2 separate regions of the Mus musculus genome follow, and region 2 is linked to region 1. The links are chromatin loops, found by intact Hi-C in ENCODE. Cell type or tissue: heart. All regions are shown on one strand. Links, peaks and the distances in the headings refer to the core of each region. The heading gives the core; the rest is flanking DNA. Region 1 has its middle 16 kb from the start of Gm40689. Region 2 overlaps Bicc1 (BicC family RNA binding protein 1).

The links. Peaks named below come from ENCODE experiments on the same cell type or tissue, not always from the same donor. Only the 100,000 strongest peaks of a DNase experiment are listed, where the experiment ranks them.
Region 2: a loop joins it to region 1, with 2.5 times the contacts of the local background. A loop is called at or near these places in 2 of 42 quality-filtered maps.

The regions. Positions count from the first base shown.
Region 1 is chr10:70,812,357-70,817,733 of GRCm38, forward strand. No RefSeq gene overlaps it. Among named protein-coding and RNA genes, the nearest start is that of Gm40689, 16 kb to the right of the region's middle. In heart, for the core only: a CTCF peak has its summit at 2,183 (motif pointing left); DNase peaks (open chromatin) are centred at 2,445 and 2,585.
Region 2 is chr10:70,937,149-70,942,525 of GRCm38, forward strand. Bicc1 (BicC family RNA binding protein 1) reads right to left here. Exons shown (of 21, transcript NM_031397.3): 16 at 3,852-3,891; 17 at 3,338-3,492. Among named protein-coding and RNA genes, the nearest start is that of Gm24486, 58 kb to the left of the region's middle. In heart, for the core only: no CTCF peak of the experiment used is centred there; DNase peaks (open chromatin) are centred at 513 and 2,793.

The sequences.
Region 1 (5,377 bases), core at 237-5,236:
AGGATATGTGATGTTTAGAAGGAATATAAATATGAGCCCACAGACAGTGGGACCTGGAGCATTGGTTCACTTTGCTTCTTCTTGTTATTCTTTGCTGACGACATGCATGTATTGGTTTACCTTACATTGTGTTGCTGAGCTTAGCTTGTGCTAACACCAGAGAGAAATTCACCAAAGAACTTCTCGGGAGGTTCTTGCAGCTTCTTGCCACTTCTGCTGACTTGGGCCAGTTGGTGGGCCTCACAGTTTCTTCTGGATGGACCTGCGGTTGCTGATTTGTGTGTGGTATCTGCAGAGTGCACCGGAGTGCAGCTGCTGGTTCAGGTGTGGTGTTTGCTAGTGGGCTGGACTGAGAACAGCAAAGACTGGAATCGCACCAAAGTACTATTTCTAAAGAGATCCACTTCCCCCATATCCTAATAACCTTTTTTTCCCCCACTACCTCTGGTGGGCTAGAGGGGAGGTTGAACCTTTATTAAAGTAAGTTGAGAAAAATAACACCTACAGTTACTTCTGGCCAGAGAATATATGCACAGCTGAGGGAATGCTGCAGGAACTGTAGAGGATGCTCATTGCTAGCTGGCTCCCTCTGTACCTTACATTCAGACCATTTCCCTGGGTAATGACGTCACCACCATCCATACTCAACTGGAACCTCCTTCATCCATGGCGACAAACAAGACAACTCTTCACAGAAATGCCCACAGATCCACCTTATAAAGACAATGACTCAATCAAGACCCTTATTTTTTCCTTTTCAGGCTGTGCTGAGTTGGCAGGCCATGGTGACTAGAGCAGACATAGGAATCAGAATCCTTCTTCCCCAAATGATAGAACTAGACTGCTCCTTCCAGAGAATAAGCCACAAAGCCTCAACTGCTCCTTCCTTTCTTCTTCCTCAGGCAAGAACGAGGGGATACTGTATGCGCAGGACTTGGTAGGCTCGCCCTTTGTCTCCACCACTACGTCTAGTCCTCTGTCCCATCATTTCTAGAGTTCTTCTTCTTCATGGAAGCTAAGCAAAGAAATAATTTTCACAGGGTACTTAGGTTTTCATGTCTAAAACACACAAAAGCTTTAAGATAATTTATTTTGTTTTTGTCTTATTAATTTCTTTCCTTGCAGGAGTTGGTTGTGGTTTTCTTGGTACATAAGAGAAGGTATCTCCTTTTAGGTCCACTAAGACTCATAGCTTTCCTAGTCGAAACTGGCCTGGGCCTAGACTGACTCTCTCTCTCTCTCTCTCTCTCTCTCTCTCTCTTCCTCCCTCCCCTCCCCTTTCTTTCTTCCTTCCTTTCTTTCTTTCTTTCTTTCTTTCTTTCTTTCTTTCTTTCTTTCTTTCTTTCTTTCTCCATCGTATTCTAGGTACTGGGCTCAATCCTCAGGCTACTGAGATGAAAAAAATATGTATCTGAAGACAGTGCCAGGACTCTGGGAAGTCATCCTGAAGTACAAGAAGAAGGTCTGAAGGAGTAGCTCTCGTGTGGCAAAAAAGCTCCTAAAATTCCCATGTAGCCTGGCTGCTGGCTGCCAGGGTGGCAGGTTAAGTTAACTGAATGCATGAAGATGAATGAGGACTTTCTTAGCAAATCTGAAATTAACTGGGAGAGAAAATGAGTACAACTGATCCAATAGTAAAAATGAGAGATGGGATTGGCTCAGCAGTTAAGAGCACTGGCTGCTCTTCCAGAGGTCCTGAGTTCAATTTCCAGCAACCACATGGTGGCTCACAAACATCTGTAATGGGGTCTGATGCTCTCTTATGGCATGCAGGTATACATGCAAATAGAACACTCATATACATTAAATAAATAAGTAAATAAATGAATATGAGAGAGAGAGAGAGAGAGAGAGAGAGAGAGAGAGAGAGATCAACAAATAGCTGTTGAATCCATCAATGGATGGCTGAGTGAGCAAAGAAACGCAAGGTCTGCCTCAGTGGATACTTTTTCTCTCAAAGCATTTTTAGAGGTAATGGATTGCTTCTGGGTGGAATCCCCACCCAGGTTAACAGAAACAAACAATCTTAGCTTTGAAGTTCAAGGACCCATTGTTTAAAGGTAACATTTTTTTTTAATTGTTTTTCTATAGCTACCTTGAAACGCTCATTAACCACTGGGGACTACAGTGTCACCACGTAGTATCCGTTTCAGACTCTAATGCGTGTCTGCCATCTACTGGCTGTATAGATAGAGCTGCAAAATCTTCATCTCCTTTTATCTGTATGTCCATTTTCTCTGGAATTTTCTAAGTTGTTGAAGCCAGGAGGGGCTTAGATTCCAACAGGCCCAACCGTTTCATTTTCCAGCCATTTCCCGTGGAGTGCAAATGATTGTAAAAGTTTGTGTTATTAACTGGTGTAGCGGGCTCTGTTTTGGGTCTCAGTAACTCTGGACGCCAACAGATGCACATCTGGAGAATTGTGTTGATGTCAATAGTTCCTAGGGGAACGGTGAGACTGAGCCTTGTTCCCAGTTACATGCCAGGAATCTCTTACTCCTCCATAAAGCTCCTTGTATCTCAGAAAGCAAATCTGTTATTTTGTCCAAGGATTTCCTGGATCAGAAAACAGCTGTAAAAAGATCCCAAGAGGAGACGAGACTTGGAATTCGCACCAAAAATTTCGGCAAAGTTGTGTGTGCTGTGTGCCATGTGCCATGAGCGCTCAAAGCATCAGCTCAAAACATAACAGCCGCTCCTATTCCAAAATGCTATGCTCGCACATGGAAAAACTGACAAACTGAATTTGAAAGAGGCAGGAGCCAGAACACTCACCGGAATAGCCAGGCCTAGGGAAAGCATTCCAGGAAGATCTCAGAAGCAAGCCTGGCAGAATTGACTCTGGGAACGTCAAGTTTTGCAACAGGCACATGTTTTAATTTTTTAAGCTACCTCTTGAGACTGGCCTTAGCCATAGTCATCCTTTTATTATGTGGGTTGCCTGGAAAATGCCATTTAACGTTCCTGAGAACACTGCAGAGTCAAATCAAACCAAACATCTCAATACCAGCTGACAAGAATCTTGGCCTGTGACTCTCAAAAGCAAAAATGCTTCAAAAATAAAGAAAGGGAGATGGAGCTGCCCATGGAACCTTCCAGAAACAATTCTCTGAACCAAGGGCTCTGAACCTATTGAAGAACTAATAAGGACAAACAAGACAGTCATTTGGATCTGGGACTTGGGAAAGAAGCAAGGCTTATCGCTGAGGCAATTGTTGTCCTGAGAGACCTGGTGCAGATAAATGCTATAGGGTCCTAAAAGGTTATAACAAGGGAAAGTTCTTCTCTGTGTGTGTTGGGTGGGTGGGTGAGATCAGATTCAAGAGATTTGAATATTCATGTGTGCTCTGCATCCCCACCCTCCATCCCCAGAGAGGTCACTGTTGAGCCTGAATCCCTGTGGGCTCTTTATCTTAGCCCAATGCCTGTGGTCATGAACAATGCTGTTTCTAGATATCAGAACTCTAGAAGACTGATTACTAGAGAGACTGAGACAGAGACAAAGACAGAGAGACAGGGACCTTTTACTCTGAATTTCAGTGTCTGCTTTAAATGAGAGCTCAGAGATCTGGATGAATCATTCATGACCAGAGGGAAATTTTTAAGATCTGGCTATCACAGGGGCTGGGAAAATGGCTCAGTGACTAGGAGCACTGGCTACTCTTCCAGAGGACCCGGGTTCAATTTCCAGCAACCAAATAGCAGCTCACAAATGTCTATAACTCCTGTCCCATGGATGAATGCAGGCAAAAACACCAATGCACATAAAAATAAATCTTTTAAAAAAAAAAGATTTGGCCATCATTACTATTCCTCTTTTCCTACTAGGGAAGAACTCAAGAGTTCTTGGAAATTCAGAACTATAAATGAACTTGGATGCCTTGGATAGACTGGAGACAGAGCTAAATGCAAGAGCCCATTCTGTCGCAAGAGGGACATAAAGCATTCAACCTTTCTACCCCTGCCCTCCTGTCTACATCAAGTCGGTTGGGAGGATCTGGTACCTGGTACCCCCCACAAGCCTTCTCATATTTCCACGTCTGCCAGCATACTGCAAGATATATTGACCCCAGGTCCATTTTTATCATTCCCTGGCTCACAGTGTTATCTTACTATCCATCCATCAGCATAAAACAGATCAAACTAAACACATAGAGTTTACTTAAGATGCCAAACTCCAAGAAGTTATTGACTCGTGTCCTCCATTCCAAGTCCTACAGGTGAAATGTATGTGGTGGTGGAATTGCCATGCTGGGGACAATGTAAATACTACACCTTTATAGATCCTTGAGTGCACCCCATGCCAGGGGGGAGTTAACCATCTTAGGGGAGGACTTGGAGATCCAAGGAACTAAGGATTCCCACCCAAGAGAAAGCATGGGGTGTTAGATGCTGTGAAAGGAAAGAGAACTGGAGGTGGAGAGGAAATAAGAGGAGAGGCAGCCTTGTAAGAAAGACAAAGAGAAGCTGTTCTCTGCTTGTCAAAAAAAAAAAGTGTGTATGTGTGTGTGTGTGTGTGTGTGTGTGTGTGTGTGTGTGTATGTGTGTGTGTGTGATATTGATTCAGAGACCATACATCAGTGCTCAGTCCTGATTTTTAAAAAAAAGAAAAAAGAAAAGCAACACAGGATTAAGGTAAATAGAAAAAAAAAAACACCCAAGAGACCGACATTCAAAAGTTATTTTTATTTTTGTATTTTTAACAAAGGAGTAATTGAAAATATTGAGAGAAAATTAAATTTGAAACTTAATCCATAAACTCCTGGATTTGGGGCTGAGTAGTGAGCAATGTTTCATAAGTGGCTCATGCCTTGGGCAAGCATCAATTTCCTTATTTATGGAATTATGGAGATTGGATACTTATTCTCCAACTGTGGGTTATATTTCCTTAGGAAACTGTTGCTTCAAGGGGAGAGATTACCCAGGAGATAAGCTGACACACAGGAATAGCTTTGAAAGAGGGCAGAGCAGTCCTGAGAAGCGCTGAACCTTCTCAATGACTTCTTCTATAAAACACAGAGTAAGTTGATGAAAGAGCAGAGTTGGGAGTCACTTATATTATATAATCAAGGGCAGCTGAAGGGAGAGGTAAGGCATACGGCATTTAAAAAGGGGGAGGGGGTGCTGGCAAGATGACTCAGCGGGTAAGAGCACCAACTGCTCTTTCGAAGGTCCTGAGTTCAAATCCCAGCAACCACATGGTGGCTTACAACCACCCTAATGAGATCTGATGCCCTCTTCTGGTGCATCTGAAGACAGCCACAGTGTATTTATTTATAATAATAAATAAATCTTTGGGCCAGAGCAAGCAGGGACTGAGTGAACTAGGTCTACCAGAGTGCACAGAGCCGACTGGAGCAAGCAAAGGTCCTAAATT
Region 2 (5,377 bases), core at 167-5,166, 120 kb after region 1:
TTTCCCAAGATCCAGTGAGATGGGCCCTATTTTGTCACCTACATTTCCCAGCATGCCTGTCATCTGTTCCTAAGGTCTGAGCAGCCTCCACGGCAGGACTAGGAATCTGATTGCCCTCTGCCTCCTTGCTCTTGTTGTTTCTCTCCCACCAGAAGGCAATACTGTCTAAAGCTGCACACTATGTGTGTCACGTGGTGCCCCACAGGATGGACTCAGGGATGCTGAGTCACACTCAAAGATCGCCTTTCCTGCATCAGTGAGGATGCTTTTGCTAGCTTAGAGCAATCCTACAGGGAAATTATGGTTTCTAAGATAGGAAAAAAAATCCCTAGATCTTCCAGTGAAAATATCTTTCATATCCTAAACCAAGATAAATCCAGAGTAGCAAGGGCCAGCATTCACTGGATTCTGGCAAAGGCTGCAGCCCTGAGGAGCGGCTAGCGTCCTATAGCTCGACATCTGAGTGTCCTTCACCACTTGCCTGGCAGACTGATCCAAGTCACATGCAAATGGCAGGTTTCCAAAGATGGCGGCCCCTGCTCTTCCACTAGCAGAGCTAAAATATCCACTGGGCAGTTCACGTGCACATTGAGCTTTGTGAGAGTAAACATTATCAGACCTGTCTTCCTTACTTAGTCTTGGGAAAGTTGAAAACCACTCGTGGTTCCCAACTCATACTTTGGTTTGCTTCAGAGAATATGTGACTCCTGCGCTTCTGAGAGGTAGACGGGGCAGAAAGAAAATGGGAAAAATCCCAAATGCCTTTGAGGCTCAGTTCAAAGCTACCTTGTTTGTTTTTTGATGATCCACTAATGACACCAAGCTAGCAGGGAAAAGGAAAGGTGGAAAGTGCCTGCCTCTTATCTAAAGAACTTTTAGGGAGGATAGGGTAATTACTTAGCTGTGCAAAAACTTGAAGAATTGCTCAACTCCGGCTTTTCAATAGCTCAGAGCCCAGAGCTCAAAGTATCTAATTCTTACACCAAGCAAGCTTCCTGCAGTACGGAGCTGAGGCGTGTGGCACACAGTGGGCTAGGTAGCTTTAGGCCACCGGGGCTTCCCTGTGTCTCACTGTCACTGCCTGCCCAAGTGGACTGACTGTCATCAGCCAGGGAAGTAGAGTAGGCTAGCCCAAGTCAGTCAAAACAGCAACAAAGACACAGGAGAAGTTTGGCTACTAGACAGTGGCCCTGTACATTTCCACCCCGAGAAAGTCATCTGTCTGACCCTGGGTAAGTGCAAGAGTGGAGAACATTTCAAGGTCCCGTGTTTGTGTTGTCCAAAAACACCGTTAGTGTTTCAGCACTAAACACTCCTAACGGCAGTGTTTCCTTGGATCATTGGCATCAACTGTGGCTCATATCCAAAACACATCCAAGCCAGGCTGTCCCTGTGACCACATGAGATCTTGGAGAACTTGACAAAAAGGTTCTTCTTCCAAGTGATTAAAAATTATGTATCAGTTTATGTGTGAGAGAGAGAGACAGAGACAGAGACAGAAACAGAGACAGAGAGAGATCCATGTCACATGGCTCTACCTCAGTTCATCTTTCCCTGTGCACTCCTGGAGTTAGCTCATTAAGGAGATGCTCTAGTCCGTTCTGTGAAATGAAGTCAAGTCTTTCTCTCACGTTTACTGGCCTATGTCTTGATGAAGACACACCCACTCTGGGAGCCTCTTTTTGAACTAGAAGTTTGTGGGGACTGTACGAATTTATCCATGAACACGCACCCCGTAAAGCACAGAAGAAGTAAGCGAATCCAGTTCAAGGTCACTACCACTGATCTCTTCTGTGCCCACGTAACACCCTGAAACTATCACGTTGGACACAAAAAGCACAAACAGCTTGAATGGCTATTTCCTTCCTCCAGCGAGGAAGACAAACTCTTCCTTCAGAAGCCTGGCTTATCCTATGGACACAGTTCTCCAGTAGAACTTCCTACTATGACTAGGTACCCGACAACACAACCCCAAAGTTGATGAGAATCACGAAGCCTCACAAAATCTATATACACAACAGGTGAAATTTCATCAGTCACTACAAGTTCTACACCTGACCTCTGTTGTTGTGCATAATTCTCAACCTGCTAGTGTCAGGCTCCGAGTGGGGAAGTGTAGGGCATTTCTAAAGTCAAATGTCTCATTTCAGAACCTACAGCATGGTGGTTGACAACCCCACGCTCTACTCTGCAGCAAGTAGAGGCAAGGGAGGCGGACTACTGACTGCAGGGTGTGGGGCCAAGTCTCATTGTTAGCTTAATTCTTCTGCTAACAAAAGAGGATGCTATTTCCTCTTAGAGCCCTAGTATCGTGAGGGGGAGCAGACACCTACAGCCCCAAAGTGCAGGCATAATGGTCCCCATATCCCTGCTTCTGAAGATCTTAAATAGAGCCTGCCTGGTGGCCACTGTAACCTCGACAATGGAATTCCCGGGGGGATGGGGCAGGGGACTATTCAATAATGCTTTCTTCTTCTCTTGCTCAAGAGAGAGAAAGAGGAAAAAAAAAAAAGTAAAAGTATTTGCTTTTGCCCTGTATGCCGCAACAATCTTACTACAAAGAAGTCAGTGGAGAAAGGAACTCCACCTCCAAATGCTACTATTAGAGTAACAATTCTGAAGCCCACAGCCAGCGCACTGGAAGCCAGCGGCTGACAGAGACTGATGGTGCTGCTTAATCATCTTACCCACCCACGGCCTACAATCTCCCAGCTTGTCTGTGTGCAAGTTGGCCAGACCCCCACTCCTCAAGGCCAAAGTCTGATATTCTCAGAAGGACAGGGTCTGCTCAGAGTCACGTGAAGCCTGGCCAGGAGGATGGAGTTCGGGGGGCCTTCCCCAGTAAGAATGCCAGATTCCAGCCTCGCCGTGGAGCTGTGCAGCCAACATCCGGGAAACATAAGAATGTTGGAACCGCTGCTCGCGATGCTTCCTGCCGAGCTCCTGGCATATCTTAACATACTGAAGTTAACTCAGATTTGAAAATCTGTTTTTTTTGAATACTTGCCTTTTCCCCTCTGGTGGCTTGATAGTGATACTCTGGGACAAAAGGACTCTTTGTGAGCTTTTTATGAAACACTGCAGCTGCTCTTTGCTTGATCTTAACCCCACTTTATCATGTAGGATACCCTCCATCCAACAAAAACTTACTCCCAAATTTAAATGTCCATCGAACATATAGATTAACAGCTTGGAAGGGAGAGAAAAGTCTACAGTGTAAGAGTATATCCATTTTAAACGAGTTCACAAAAATAGAGAGGGAGCCAAGCCAGTCTGTCCCTATGACCATAAAGAGCCAGGGACAGGATGAAGCTAGCTGTTCTGGGAAAAGATGTACCTCATAGGCGGTGGTCATCGTGGGCTTATAGGATACGTGGTTGGCTCTCCTCAGTTCCTTAATGGTTTCTGCCGGCATGGACTTTGAGAATCCCAGGCCACTCCACGTATTCGTAGGTGTTCTGACCTCAGTCACCACTGGCTTCTTTAACATCGCTTTGGAAAACAGAATAGAAAGCAGGTGTGTATTTAATATAATTCTGAGGGGGAACAAGGTTTCTTCATTCTATGAAAAAGTTACAGCTTAACATTCCTTAACATAAAATGCCTAAGAATAAAACATTTTATCCAATGAAAAATAAATGTGGAAAGGCCTGCAGGATTCCTTAATTAGGCTCATGTATCTCACAAGATACATTTTACTTCGGCAGAATCCGTGCATCATGAAATCAAATGTTTTGGGTTTCTTGTTATAAGCACCTGTTTTTTTTTTTTTTTTTTTTCAAAACACTGGGAGAACTTTAAAATGAAGGGGTACTGAAAGACAGGGTAGGAAACACTCCTTGGTCACTTACCTTTGGTGGCTAATAGTTTCTTCTGCTCATAATCAAATGCCTAAAAAAGAAATACAGAGAGAATGGCTTTGTCACCATTTTCCAGAGCATCCTACCAATAACTCCTGACTCTGCTTGACTTATCAGCTAAGCTCTGCATCATGGGACCACAAACATACAACACAAGTGTGATGAACTTAAACACTCCTTCAAAACCAACTGAAATAATCTACTTTTGTCTAACTTGACGTCAGTGGCAAGAGTAGGGAATTTCCCTACATAATTAAATTCTCATTTATTAAGAGTATCTTCCACATCAGGACTATTGTTTGTAAACATGAAGAGCCTAATAGTTGCACACGCATCAAAGGAATATGTCACAAAATGGCCGCAAGCAACGGTTGTCTCTCCCTCTGTCTCAGCATCCTTCTTTACATAGGTAAGCAAAATGGTTACTGGGATGATACTAATATCACACAGGAAGTTATCAACCACACTGCTAAAGTCTTGGCTTTTGAAGTAGATAACTGCAACAATCTAGTTTTGGATACTAATGATGGAGTAAGATTAAACCTATATACCCTGGTACTGCACAGACCGGAGGACCACAGGTCCATGCTAAGAAGATTAAACAGCTAACTAGGCAGAAACCAGGACGACTGGCCTTTCTGAAGCAAGCTATGCCTGCATGGTTACATCCCAGATGCTAACCCATTCCCACCTCCCCAGTCTAGAGAACAGATAAGACTTGATTTAAGGACCTAGCAGGAAGATCAAGAACCTACTGGCAAGAGCTCTTTGGCTCGTCTCCCAGAAGTCTGTACCGGCATATATAAGGTTCCCAGGTTATCATAGTCTGGAACAGAACACGGAAGAGGGTGCAAAGAGCTAAGAATAACCTTGGGCCAGATGATAAACAGCAGCGGCCCAGCACACACGGTAGCATTATAAATATGGTGGTACCTCTGAGAGCCTGGTTTTTAGATGACACTGTTTTATGACATTGGGGGGGGGGACTTAAAATTGAACTGGAAGTTAAAAATCAAGTTTAATTCTTAGGGGCAAGGTGTAGGAAAACACAGAGGAACTACTACTTAAAGACTGTGCTGAGCTCTGTGAAGGATTACAATGTATCAGACCTTGTCTGGAGTCTAAACAACTGGCAGTCTCTGGAGGACAAAGAAGAGAGATGTGTGAAAAAAGGAGTGCTATAGAGGCCATTGCCTTAGGGTGATGGAGAGATGGCTAGTGTCTTCAGTCATTGATAGAGGCAGGTTTTCAGTATGCCAGAGCTTACTAGGGATTCTCACGGATTTCCTGGTAATTTTGGAGCCAGATTTCCACTAATGGCATAAACACATCTTGTTAAGAGAGTCATTGTGAGAATACTGGCCTCCAACCTACGCGAATGAACCATAGAACTTACTCATGGGATCCAAATATGAGAACAAAGAAGATAGCAACCATGAGATGGCACAAGGGTCATAAAGGGAACTTGGTTGTTGTTTTGTTTGTTTTTTTAAACATTGATGTATTGTGAAAGCTTT